2 separate regions of the Homo sapiens genome follow, and region 1 is linked to region 2. A link is a loop called in an ENCODE intact Hi-C map of the cell type or tissue named here. Cell type or tissue: B cell. All regions are shown on one strand. Links, peaks and the distances in the headings refer to the core of each region. The heading gives the core; the rest is flanking DNA. Region 1 holds the start of COMP (cartilage oligomeric matrix protein). Region 2 holds the start of KLHL26 (kelch like family member 26).

Evidence for each region. A loop is a pair of places that touch in the nucleus more often than their neighbours do. Peaks named below come from ENCODE experiments on the same cell type or tissue, not always from the same donor. Only the 100,000 strongest peaks of a DNase experiment are listed, where the experiment ranks them.
Region 1: it touches region 2 in a loop (6-fold over the local background); 3 of 110 quality-filtered maps call a loop at or near these places.

Annotation. Positions count from the first base shown.
Region 1 is chr19:18,787,320-18,792,681 of GRCh38, forward strand. COMP (cartilage oligomeric matrix protein) reads right to left here and starts at 3,986. Exons shown (of 19, transcript NM_000095.3): 1 at 3,872-3,986; 2 at 3,531-3,616; 3 at 3,243-3,294; 4 at 2,623-2,795; 5 at 1,841-1,978; 6 at 1,520-1,594; 7 at 1,273-1,431; 8 at 1,091-1,195; 9 at 893-1,000; 10 at 172-331. The coding sequence starts at 3,950. RefSeq lists enhancers at 2,566-3,145, 3,146-3,726, 3,727-4,305. In B cell, for the core only: no CTCF peak of the experiment used is centred there; DNase peaks (open chromatin) are centred at 352, 1,512, 2,862 and 3,732; H3K4me3 peaks cover 2,565 bases; H3K27me3 peaks cover 4,655 bases.
Region 2 is chr19:18,634,075-18,639,436 of GRCh38, forward strand. KLHL26 (kelch like family member 26) reads left to right here and starts at 2,954. Exons shown (of 3, transcript NM_018316.3): 1 at 2,954-3,063. The coding sequence starts at 2,981. RefSeq lists silencers at 2,099-2,288, 2,329-2,408, 2,419-2,578, 2,629-3,138 and enhancers at 2,625-2,919, 2,878-3,392, 3,393-3,907. In B cell, for the core only: no CTCF peak of the experiment used is centred there; DNase peaks (open chromatin) are centred at 1,604, 2,677, 3,917 and 4,303; H3K4me3 peaks cover 1,659 bases; H3K27ac peaks cover 2,154 bases.

The DNA of each region.
Region 1 (5,362 bases), core at 227-5,226, 150 kb after region 2:
TGCAGCCCAGCTTGCATTTTTCTGGCGCCCCACCATGGTCTTTGGTCCAGGGCGCCCTAGTCCAGCTTACCCCATCCGGCTTCCAAAACCAGCCAAGCCCCGCCCCGGAGCCGAATCCCGCCCTTCGGTGCCCGCCGCCTCTCCTCGCCCCCCAACCCCCATCGAGCTCACGGTCGCCGTCGATGTCGTCGTCGCACGCATCGCCCCGGCCGTCCTGGTCTGTGTCCTTTTGGTCGTCGTTCTTCTGGGACCGGCAGTTGTCGCACGCATCGCCCCACTTGTCCTCGTCCGTGTTGCGCTGGTCTGGGTTCCGCACCAGCGGGCAGTTGTCCTGGATGACAGGGTGGGTTAAGGGTGAGATCAGGTCGAGAAGGCAAAGGTCACACTCCTCAGATTCCCAAATCTCCGAGGACGCGTCTCCTCCTCAAGGAACCTTTCGCCCCTCCTAGACCACGGAGGCCACGCCCCTCATCCAAGCCACGCCCCATCCCACTTCCCTAGGCCCCGCTCACAGCTCTGTCTTTTCTTTTTTCTTTTTCTTTTTCTCTTTCTTTCTTTCTTTCTTTCTTTCTTTCTTTCTTTCTTTCTTTCTTTCTTTTTTTTGAGACAGAGTCTTGCTCTGTCGCTAGGCTGGAGTGCAGTGGCGCGATCTCGGCTGACTGCAACCTCCGCCTCCCGGGTTCAAGCGATTCTCCTGCCTCAGCCTCCTGAGTAGCTGGGATTACAGGCGTGCACCACCACGCCCCGCTAATTTTTGTATTTTTAGTAGAGGAGGGGTTTCACCATGATGGCCAGGATGGTCTCCATCTCTTGACCTCGTGATCCGCCCGCCTCGGCCTCCCAAAGTGCTGGGATTACAGGAGTGAACCACCGTGCCGAGCCGTAGATCTACCTTTTCATTGGGGACCCCGTCCCCGTCGGCATCCGGATCGCAGGCGTCTCCGATGCCATCGCGGTCCACATCCTCCTGCCCTGAGTTGGGCACAGTCACGCAGTTGTCCTGGGGGCGGGCACAGAAGGTGTGAGGGGCGCGGTCATGAAGTCCCGCCCTCCCTCCTGCCCAAGCCCGCCCCGCTCCGCCCCCACCCACCTTACGGCACTGGCGCTCCGGGCAGCGCAGCTTCTCGTCCGGGAAGCCGTCTAGGTCAGTGTCGCGACCACAGAGGATCCCGTTGCCGGCCCAGCCAACGGCACACTGTGGGAGAGTGTAAGTGGGTGCCCTGGAGTGGCCGCCACCCAACCCCGCCTCAAGCCCAGCCCGCCCGCACTCACCACGCACGACCGCGAGCCATCGCGCTCTAGGACGCAGTCTGCATGCTCGTGGCACTCGCTGGGCGAGCCGTCGGGGCAGAAGCGCTGTGCGCGCCGCTGGCAGCCGGACGCCTGGTCGCCCACGAAGCCGGGCTGGCACGGGCCGCACTGGAAGGAGCCCTGCGCCGGAGCCGCCGGAGGTCAGCGCAGGCCGCCCGCCGCTCGCCCCACCTCCCGCGATCCTTTCTTCCTCCCCAGCGGGCCTTACCCGGGTGTTGATGCACACGGAGTTGGGGACGCAGTTATGTTGCCCGGTCTCACACTCGTTGATGTCCGTGCAAACCTAGGGGAGGGGAACTCAGAGGTCACCACCCCACGCAGACACCTCCGGACCTCCCACCTCCTCCACACTTCCTCCGCATCCTGCCTCTCCCCTCCATCCTGCCCCAAACCGATCAGCCCTGGCGCAGCGGACCCCTCCTCTCCCCACCCCTCCCGCTGGAAGGAGGCTGGAAGAGGAGTTTACTGGTAAACAAAATGGACGCCCCCTTCCCTTCTGCTCCAAAAATGGGGCCCCCACACCTCTCACCTGCTTGTTGGCCTTGGCGAAAGCCAGCCCCACGCCCTGGTGGGTGGGGCCGCTGTACCCCGGCGGGCAAGCCTCGCAGCGGAACCCCGGGCTGGTGTTGATACAGCGGACTCGGGGGAAGCAGGGGTGGGCGTTGCACTGGGGGAGGAGGGGCCACAGAGGGTCAGAGGGCTTCGAGCTGGGCCCTGGGGGCCGCACCTCGTAGTGTCTCGGATGTGGAAAGTTCAAGGGCCATATGCCAGTGCTTGGAGCTCTGAGATGGAAGCAATTGTCGCAGGGGTCAGGCACGACTTTGCCTTGATGACGGCAAGGGCGCAACCGGGAGAGGAGAGGAGAGCTGTTCCCTCATGGGCGAGGGGAGGAAGGATGAGGGCGGGCATCCCCAGCAGAGGGGGGCAGGGGTCGTCGGGGCGTGCGTGCCCGGCGGTGGCGGGGGGTCTGGGCGTGCGTTCCCTGGCTGTGGAAGGGTCGTTGGGACTGGCGATCCCCTGCGGCGAGGAGGGTAGCTGGGGCGGACCACCCCTGGCGGTGAGGGAGTCGTCGGGGCGGGCGTCACTAGCTATGTAGGGGGTTGTGGGGGCGGGCGTCCCGGGTGGTGACGGGGATGGTCCTTGGGTTGGGCGTCCCCCCGCGGTAAGGAGGTAGTCTGGCCGTGCGCCCCCGGAGGTGAGAGGCTCTTCGGGGCGAACACTCCCAGTGGAGGAAGGGGTCTCCCGGGCGGCGAGAGATTGGGGGGCGGTAGAGGGAGTCGTCAGGGCGGTGGAGTGTCGGGGCTAGCGCACCTCGTTGACGTCGGTGCAGTGCGAGCCGTTGCCCGTGAAGCCCGCGGGGCAGGGGCCGCAGCGCGCGCCGCTCTCCGTCTGGATGCAGGCCACGCCGGGGAAGCAGAAGCCGGGCGCGCAGTGGAGCAGGGGCCGCACGCTGGGTAGGCCGGTGCGTACTGACTGCTGCATCCCTGCGGGGGGGAGGGGGGAGAAGCGGCGGGGCTGATCGGTGGCTCGCCCGGGGGCAGAGCCTATCATGGCCACGCCCCGGGGCTGGAGGCTTCCCCTTCCCCCCCACCCCCCGCCCCGGGGCGGCCCGAAATCCTGCGCTGTCCGCGATCCCGCCCCAGAGGCTGCGCGCTCTGACCGCGGGGTCTCCCCGGTCTCTTCTCTGAGTCTCTGTCCCGCTTTTCTGCCCCGTGGCGTCTCTCACTTCCCCAAAACTCTCTCACCGCTTCTGTCTCTTTTTGTCTCTGTTTCTACACACCCCATCCCATTCCCGTTCGTCCGTCCACCTCTCCGTCAGCCTCCATCTCCTTCCGTCTCTTTTCCTCCCCAGCTTTCCCTGGCTCTCTGTCTCTGTCTCTGTGTCTCTGTCTCCCGTCTCTTCTCTCTCCCGACCGCCCCGCCGCGCTCACCGCACGCGTCACACTCCATCACCGTGTTTTTCAGGAACGTGATCTCCCTGACCTGCAGGGGTGGGATGGAATCAGCGGGGTCCCAACCTCTCCTCATCCCTCGGGTCTCCCCTCTCTCTACCCCGGGGTCCCTTTCTACAGCCTCTTTTCGCCAAGGACTCCCTACCCGCCGACCCCCTTCCCTCCCCATCTCCTCTCCACCTTCTCGGGTACTTCCTCTCTCCTCGCTGGGAACTGAGACCCCCTTCCGTTCCCTGGCACTCCCTGCCCCGCACCCGGGCCCCGCACCTGCTGCCGCAGCAGCTCCCGCACGTCCTGCAGCGCCGCGTTGGTTTCCTGCAGTTCCCGAAGCATCTGCGGGCCCAGGTCTGAGCCTGCGGCGGCAGGGGACCTGGTGAGGCGTCATGGGGCCGGGGAATCCCACCACCAACTCCCACCGTTGCAGCGAACCCGGACCTCCGAGGCCCCACTGCGCTCCTCTAGTCTCGGTCCCGCCACCTGCTTTCTGCGCCCGGCACGTCCCCTACGAACAGTCCGTGAGCCCCAAACAGCCTGGATCCCGGGCCTCTCACGGGTCCTACAGTCCGTTGTGGGGCCGTGGGCACGGCGCGGGTGCTAACGCGGCTTACCCAACGGGCTCTGGCCCTGTCCGGACGCGCCGAGGGCAGCCAGGGTGAGCAGAAGAACGCAGGCGGTGTCGGGGACCATGGCGGTGGCGGGGAGCTGGGTGGCTGCTCGCTTTCTACCGCCCACGAGGCCCGCGGGGCCTATTTATCCCCAAGGCACGGCCGGCCCCAGGGACGGCCCACCACAGCCCTGCCCAACGTCCAGCCTCAAGGTAAACAGATGGCGCTGGCCCCTGCGTTCAAGTCCCCGCCCGGAATGCCCCGCGAAGTCGCCCGCGGCTGAATCCGACATGGTGGGGAAACTGAGTCCCGGGGTCTGTGGAGAGAGCTGGTGGGGCAGGGAGTCAGGGGGTACTGCCCCCACTTTCATTCACTGTGTGTGTGCGTCTGTGTGTGTGTGTGTGTGTGTGTGTGACGGGGTGTGGCTGTATCGCATCCTCTTGCTTCAGTCTCCCATGTAGCTGGGACTACAAGCCCGCACCACCAAGTCCAGCTAATTTATTTTTATTTTTATTTTTATTTTTAGAGACCGGGTCTGGCTATGTCCTGCAGGCTAGTAGTCTCAAACTCCCGGCCTCAAGCGATACTCCCCACATAACTGGGATTACAGGATCCAGCCATAGCATTCAGCTCATTGATTGATTGATTGATTGAGTGCTTGCTGTATGCCAAACCTGAGTTCCAGTTCCAAACAAGGCAGGCTCCATGGCCACGCTCTCAGCTCACACTTCGGGAAACAGAGTCACCAGCGTCTGAAAAAATAGGTCCACCCACTATGGATCAGACTGACTGGCCCTCCACTCCTCCTGAAGTGCTTCAAAACTGGGTAAGTTGCTGGGTGCGGTGGCTCACACCTGTAATCCCAGCACTTTGGGAAGCCAAGGCGGGCAGATCACCTGAGGTCAGGAGTTTGAGACCAGCCTGGCTAACATGGTGAAACCCCATCTCTACTAAAAGTACAAAAATTACCCAGGCGTAATTCCTCCCTTGCACAATGGAGGTAATAAGTTAATAATTATTAATTAATGATTAATAGTAATGATGATTATGATGATGAATGGAAAATAGGGGAGGGGCAGTTGAGACCTGGGACTCTCAATTTTCCTGCCTCTGTCCAAGGAGGCCGCTTCTGGCCCCAACGCTGGAGGGCTGCAAATGACTCCCCCCAACCCAACTCATTGCTGGTGTTCCCTCCCCTCCCCATGGTCCCTCGGCTGGTGGAGGAGGGGACAGCGTTCAGGATCTTGCCCCAACCCCTGTCCAAGGGGACAGGCCCACTTGGTTTTCCAATCTGCGCAATGGGGTGTGAGGCCCCCATCTGGAGGGGAGCAAGTTAAAGGGCTCTAGCAAGGGGAGGTCCGGGGCTTCTGTTTGTCCAGGCTGTGCCATACCTTCCAAACTGTGCTCCAGCTGCTGTGGGAACAGCCTGTAATAAAAATAAAAGTTACCGCTAACTGGCCAGCCACACTCTGGAGTTACAAAACCCCTTAACCT
Region 2 (5,362 bases), core at 227-5,226:
AACATGGTGAAACCCCGTCTCTAATAAAAATACAAAAATTATGCTGGGCACAGTGGTTCACTCCTGTAATCCCAGCACTTTGGGAGGCCAAGGCAGGTGGATCACTTGAGGTCAGGAGTTTGAGACCAGCCTGTCCAACATGGTGAAACCATCTCAACTAAAAATACAAAAATTGGCTGGGCGTGGTGGCACATGCCTGTAGTCCCAGCTACTCGGGAGGCTGAGGCAGGAGAATCACTTGAACCTGGGAGGCGAAGATTGCAGTGAGCTGAGATTGTGCCACGGCACTCCAGCCTGGGTGACAGAGTGAGACTCCATCTCAAAAAAAAAAAAAAAATTAGCCAGGCATGTGGTACATGCCTGTAGTCCCAGCTACTCAGGAGGCTGAGGCAGGAGAATGGCTTGAACCCAGGAGGCGGAGGTTGCAGTGAGCTGAGATCGCACCACTGCACTCCAGGGTGGGCCACAGAGCAAGACTCCGTCTCAAAAACAAAACAAAACAAAACAAAACAAAAACCCAGTGTCAATTACATTGCCACTGCTTACAAGCCCCCTCTCCCTTCTCATTTCATGCAGAGGACCCCAAAAATGATCCCCAAAGCCCTCTGTGACCTGAAGCACCTCCTGTTGCCTCCCACCCATTCTCCTCCCCTCTCCTCTCCCTCTTCCTAATTTTTCTCTGCCAGGCCACTCTCTAGGCACGCTCCTGCCCCAGGGACATTGCACTGGCTGCCCTGTGCTATGTGATCGTGGAGGACAGATCACACAGTGTGTCCAAAGTGCAGTGAGTCTACAGCACACTATGTGTGTGTGCACAGCCAGGAGCCCAGAGAACCTCTTCTTTCTTATCTTCAGCTGTGTGTCTTGTGTGTCTGACATATGGGTCAAATCTGGATGTTTATGAAGTGTGCGTGCATATGGACACCATTGATTTCAAATGTTATTTGTGGCGGGTGTGTCAGCTGTAGGTCGCTGCTGAGTGAGGTTTGATGCCTGCATGTGGTTCGTCTGGAACAAAGACTCCTGGGGCGGTGCTGACTTAGGGCAGGCAAGGGTGTGTGTGTGTGTGTGCAGAGCTTGCCGGAACGTGAGCTGTTCATGCACGCGTGCATTCAACATTTGCAGAGTGCTTACTGTGTATTGGAGATGCCAGCAGTTCCCTTCAGCACTTGGTATCTGTCAGCTTGCACAGGGTCATCTGAGAGCATTTTGTGTAACGATTGAGCACGTATTGTTGTATCAGGCCCTCTGTTGGAGATGCTGGTTGAGTGCGGTCCAACCTGCAGGAGTCCACTCAAGCAGGCCCCTTCCTTCCTCCTATGGGGTCTCCAGCCCCATAGCCACCTCCTTCTTCCAGCACTGACGGGAAAGAAGGCTTTGAGCTCCTTCTGGATCACTGCTTTCTGCCCAAGACTGCACAAGTCAGAGTTTTCTGACTTGGAGGTTAAAAGAATAAATGAGCTCCAAGCTACAGAGGGGATCCTGGGAGCCTGGAGCTTACCAGAGATGGGGGGTGAGGGGTGCCCCCAAAAGGTCTAGATGCTTCATAGACGCCTATAGATGCAGGACTTTGAGCCCTGGCTGAGGGTCAGTGTGTTGGGAGGGCTGGTGCTTGGGGATCTGAGGGTGTTGGGTCCGGTGGAATGGACTTTGGGAGTGTAAGGTTTGAAGGATCTGTGGGCAGGGATTTGGGGGAGTGGGAGATGAGTTTTGAGTAGAGAATGGGAGATAATTGGATGTGCAGGGTTTTAGAGTATGAGAAACCAGAATTGGTGTATGAAGCAGGTGGTGGGAACCTAAGGCCAGATGATTGGGGTCTCAGGGTGGAGGCTCTGAAGAGGGTATGTCAGGGGAGGGTGGGGAACCATGAGGGGCTGGAAGTCTGAGGCCTGGGCATGGGTGAGTTTCGCCCCTGAGAGAGGCCTGGGAAGGAGGTAAGACTGGAGTCGGGGTGTGCAGGGTGGGGAGAGGGAGGGTGTGGTTCTCAGAGCTTAGAGACCCATTTCTCCATGCTCCATCTCACCCTCCCTCCCACCCTACCTATAACTCACTTCCCTGTGGCTCCAACGCCTCAAAGTATAACCACGCCCAGCCAACGCCCGGGGCACGCCTGCCAGCGCCCCAGGGCACTCACAGACACTCCTTAACACCTGCACGTGCCCCGCCCCTCCTCAGATCCGCCGCTCACTTAGCCCGGCCCCACCCCCATCAGATGAGGCTCCGCCCCCCCGGCCCCGCCAATCCCTCGCCCCCTCCACGCACACACCCCTGATCTTCCCCGCCCTCCTTCCAACCAGACTCCACCCCTCGCCCAGGCCCCGCCCTTCCTCAGACCAGGCCCTCTCTTCGCTTGACCACATCCATCCCCAGATTCCTCCTCTCTCCTGCCCAGACCCGCCCAACCTCAGACCCATCTTCTCCTTTCTACCTCCCCGACCACTCCCCCACCGCATTCCTAACCTCCACCTTGTCCCTTCTCACACCTGGCCCCGCCCTTTATCCTGCGCCCCGCCTCCTCCGCAGGCCGGACCCTTGTCCCTCCTCCTCTTGCCCTGGGCCTGCCCCTTCTTCAGACCCCGCCCCACTCCTCAGCCCAGGGACCAACCCCATCCTGCGCCTACTTGTCCTGCTTCGCCCCGTCCCCACCTATCCACAGACAATACGCCCTCTCAGCCCAGAACCGCTTCCCTTTCAGACTTGGTTCCGCCCCTCACGCCAGGGTCCCGCCCCAATCCGGCACCCCTAGCCCAGGCCCCGCCCTGGACCCACCTCTCTGCATAGCAGGCCCCTCCCTTTATCCCAGACCCGCCCCGGCCCTCCGTAGACCACGCCCCTCCGATTCCGGGCCCGCCCCAATCCTTGGTTTCTGGTCCCGGCCCCGCCCCTCCGCAGACCTGGCCCCGCCCCGCCCCCCGCGTCTCGGTTTCCCGGGCCTGCGCGCGCGGCTCCCGTCACTCGAACGCGCGACGGCGGGGGGAAGATGGCGGAGTCCGGCGGTAGCAGCGGTGGTGCTGGTGGCGGCGGCGCTTTCGGCGCGGGCCCGGGCCCCGAGCGCCCGAACAGGTGAGACCCGGCCCGCAGGATAGACCTGCACCTGTCTTGGAGCCCAGGAAACCTGTGGGCAGTCTTGGGCGTCCTGAGGGGTTGAGGGGAGGCCTGGCACGGCTCGAGGGTCTTTCGCTGAGAATTTGGACTTTACGGGGCCGTGGGGTACTGGAGGAGCCGAGGGCTACTGAGGGGGTGGCTGGAGGGGGGCTGGGTGCCCCAGGACCTCGAGGCGTCTGCAGGCGGCCCTAGGGACCTGAGAATCCTGGGGGTCTGAAGGGAAACCGAGGGGCTCTTGACTGTGGTGGGCCGTGGGGCAACTGGGGATGCCAAAGGGCCTGGGCAGCAGAGAGGGCCTGAGCAGGGGCCATGCCATGGCCAGTCTGAGGGTGGTGAGGTGTCTTGGGGGCTCTGAGGAAGGGGCTAAGGCCCAAGGCATCCTGGGAGGTGCTGAAGGGCCCCAAGGTGGCTAAAGGTGGTCCTGAGAGCGTGCTGAGGGGCGCTGGAAGGAGTAGAGACTGTGGGAGGCTCTGGGTGGGGGACTTAGGTGAATCTGGGAGTCTGAGATGGGGAGGCTGAGGGGGCCTGGGGTGGGTCTAGGGAACCTGAGGGGGGTGAGAGAACTCCAGGGGGTTTATAAAGAACATACAGAGGGTTCTTCTTTGGGGCTCCTCCCTTCCATCCCCATGGGGTCCAAATCCACATCCCCAACAGGCTAAAGGACTTACAGAAAGGTCTTGCCCTCAGACAAGGGGACAGAATTCACCCCTTTGGTCAGAGGGAGGCCCCCTTTCCCCATGGCCCAGTCCTGACATGGATTGCTTGAACGTCCAGGTTTGCATGACAATTAGTTATCATCAATAACTAATGATATGTGTGTGCATGCATTGTATTGGATTGTCAGAGGGAAAGAACACCTGCCTTAGGAGTGTGATCTCCTGCTCTTTTCCTATTGGGCAAAGCCAGACCCTCCCACCCCAGCTCCTCCTCTAGCCCAGCACCCAGGTCAGGCCAAGGAGGAAATTCAGGCTTTTTCTTGCTGGTGAGCTTCCAGGAGCCAGTAATTTCAGGCAACATGATAAATGATGAAGTTGTTTGATACTTACGTGCTGTGGAGTTTTGGACCTGTGGGCTGATTGTTGGAGGGAATGGCCTGATGGCCTGGCTGTGTGATTTGGTACTGAATGGAACACGCATGGGATGGGTGGGGAAGGGAGGAGGGATGGCTGGGCCAGGGCACAGAGGAGGCAAAGGCCCTGCCTGTTCCTGAGGATGCTGAGTGGCACCTTGAGACTTAGGTCTGTGGGCATTGAATCTGGTCTGCCAGAGGGGCCATGGGGAACCCAGGAGGTGTGTGTCCAGAGGGGTGACCAGCCTCCTGGGGTAGGTGTGGGGCAAGATTGTCCTGCAGTAGGGAGCCAGGAGATGTCAGAGGATTTTCAGAGATATTCAGGGAGTGGCCAGGGCTTGAAAATTGGGTATCAGTTGGCAAGTAAGGGACAGGGAAGAGGGACAGTGAACCCCAGGTCCCTGCCTTGGGCACTGGAGTGGGATAACCTGGGGCTAGGGCTTTTTTTATTTTTATTTTTTTGAAACCCCGTCTCGCTCTGTCACCCAGGTATCTAGGCTGGAGTGCAGTGACGCCACCAAGGCTCACCGCAGCCTCAAACTCCTGGACTCAAGTGATCCTCCCACCTCAGCCTCCTGAGTAGCTGGGACTACAGGTGTGCACCACCACACTTGGCTAATTTTTAAATTTTTTGTAAAGACCAGGTCTTGCTCTGTTGCCAGGCTGGTCTCAAACTCTTGGGCTCAAGCAATCTTCTTGCCTCACCCCTCACTAAGTGCTGAGATTACAGATGTGAGCCACCATGCTGGGCATGGCTCTTTTTTTATAAACAGCTTTATCAAGATATAATTAATTGCATGGCATACAATTCACTCATTTTGTTTTTATTTATTTATTTATTTTTTGAGACAGAATCTTGCTCTGTCACCCAGGCTGGAGTGCAGTGGCGCAATCTCGGCTCACTGCAACCTCTGCCTTCCAGGTTCAAGGGATTTTCCTGCCTCAGCCTCCTGAGTAGCTGGGACTACAGGTGCCCGCCACCATGCCTGGCTAATTTTTGTATTTTTTAAGTAGAGACAGGGTTTCACTGTTGGCCAGGCAGGTCTGGCATTCCTGAGCTCAGGTGATCCACCCGCCTCGGCCTCCCAAAGTGCTGGGATTACAGGCGTGAACTACTGCACCCAGCCAATTCACTCATTTTAATTTATCATTAAGTTTTTTTTTTTTTTTTTTTTTTTTTTGAGATAG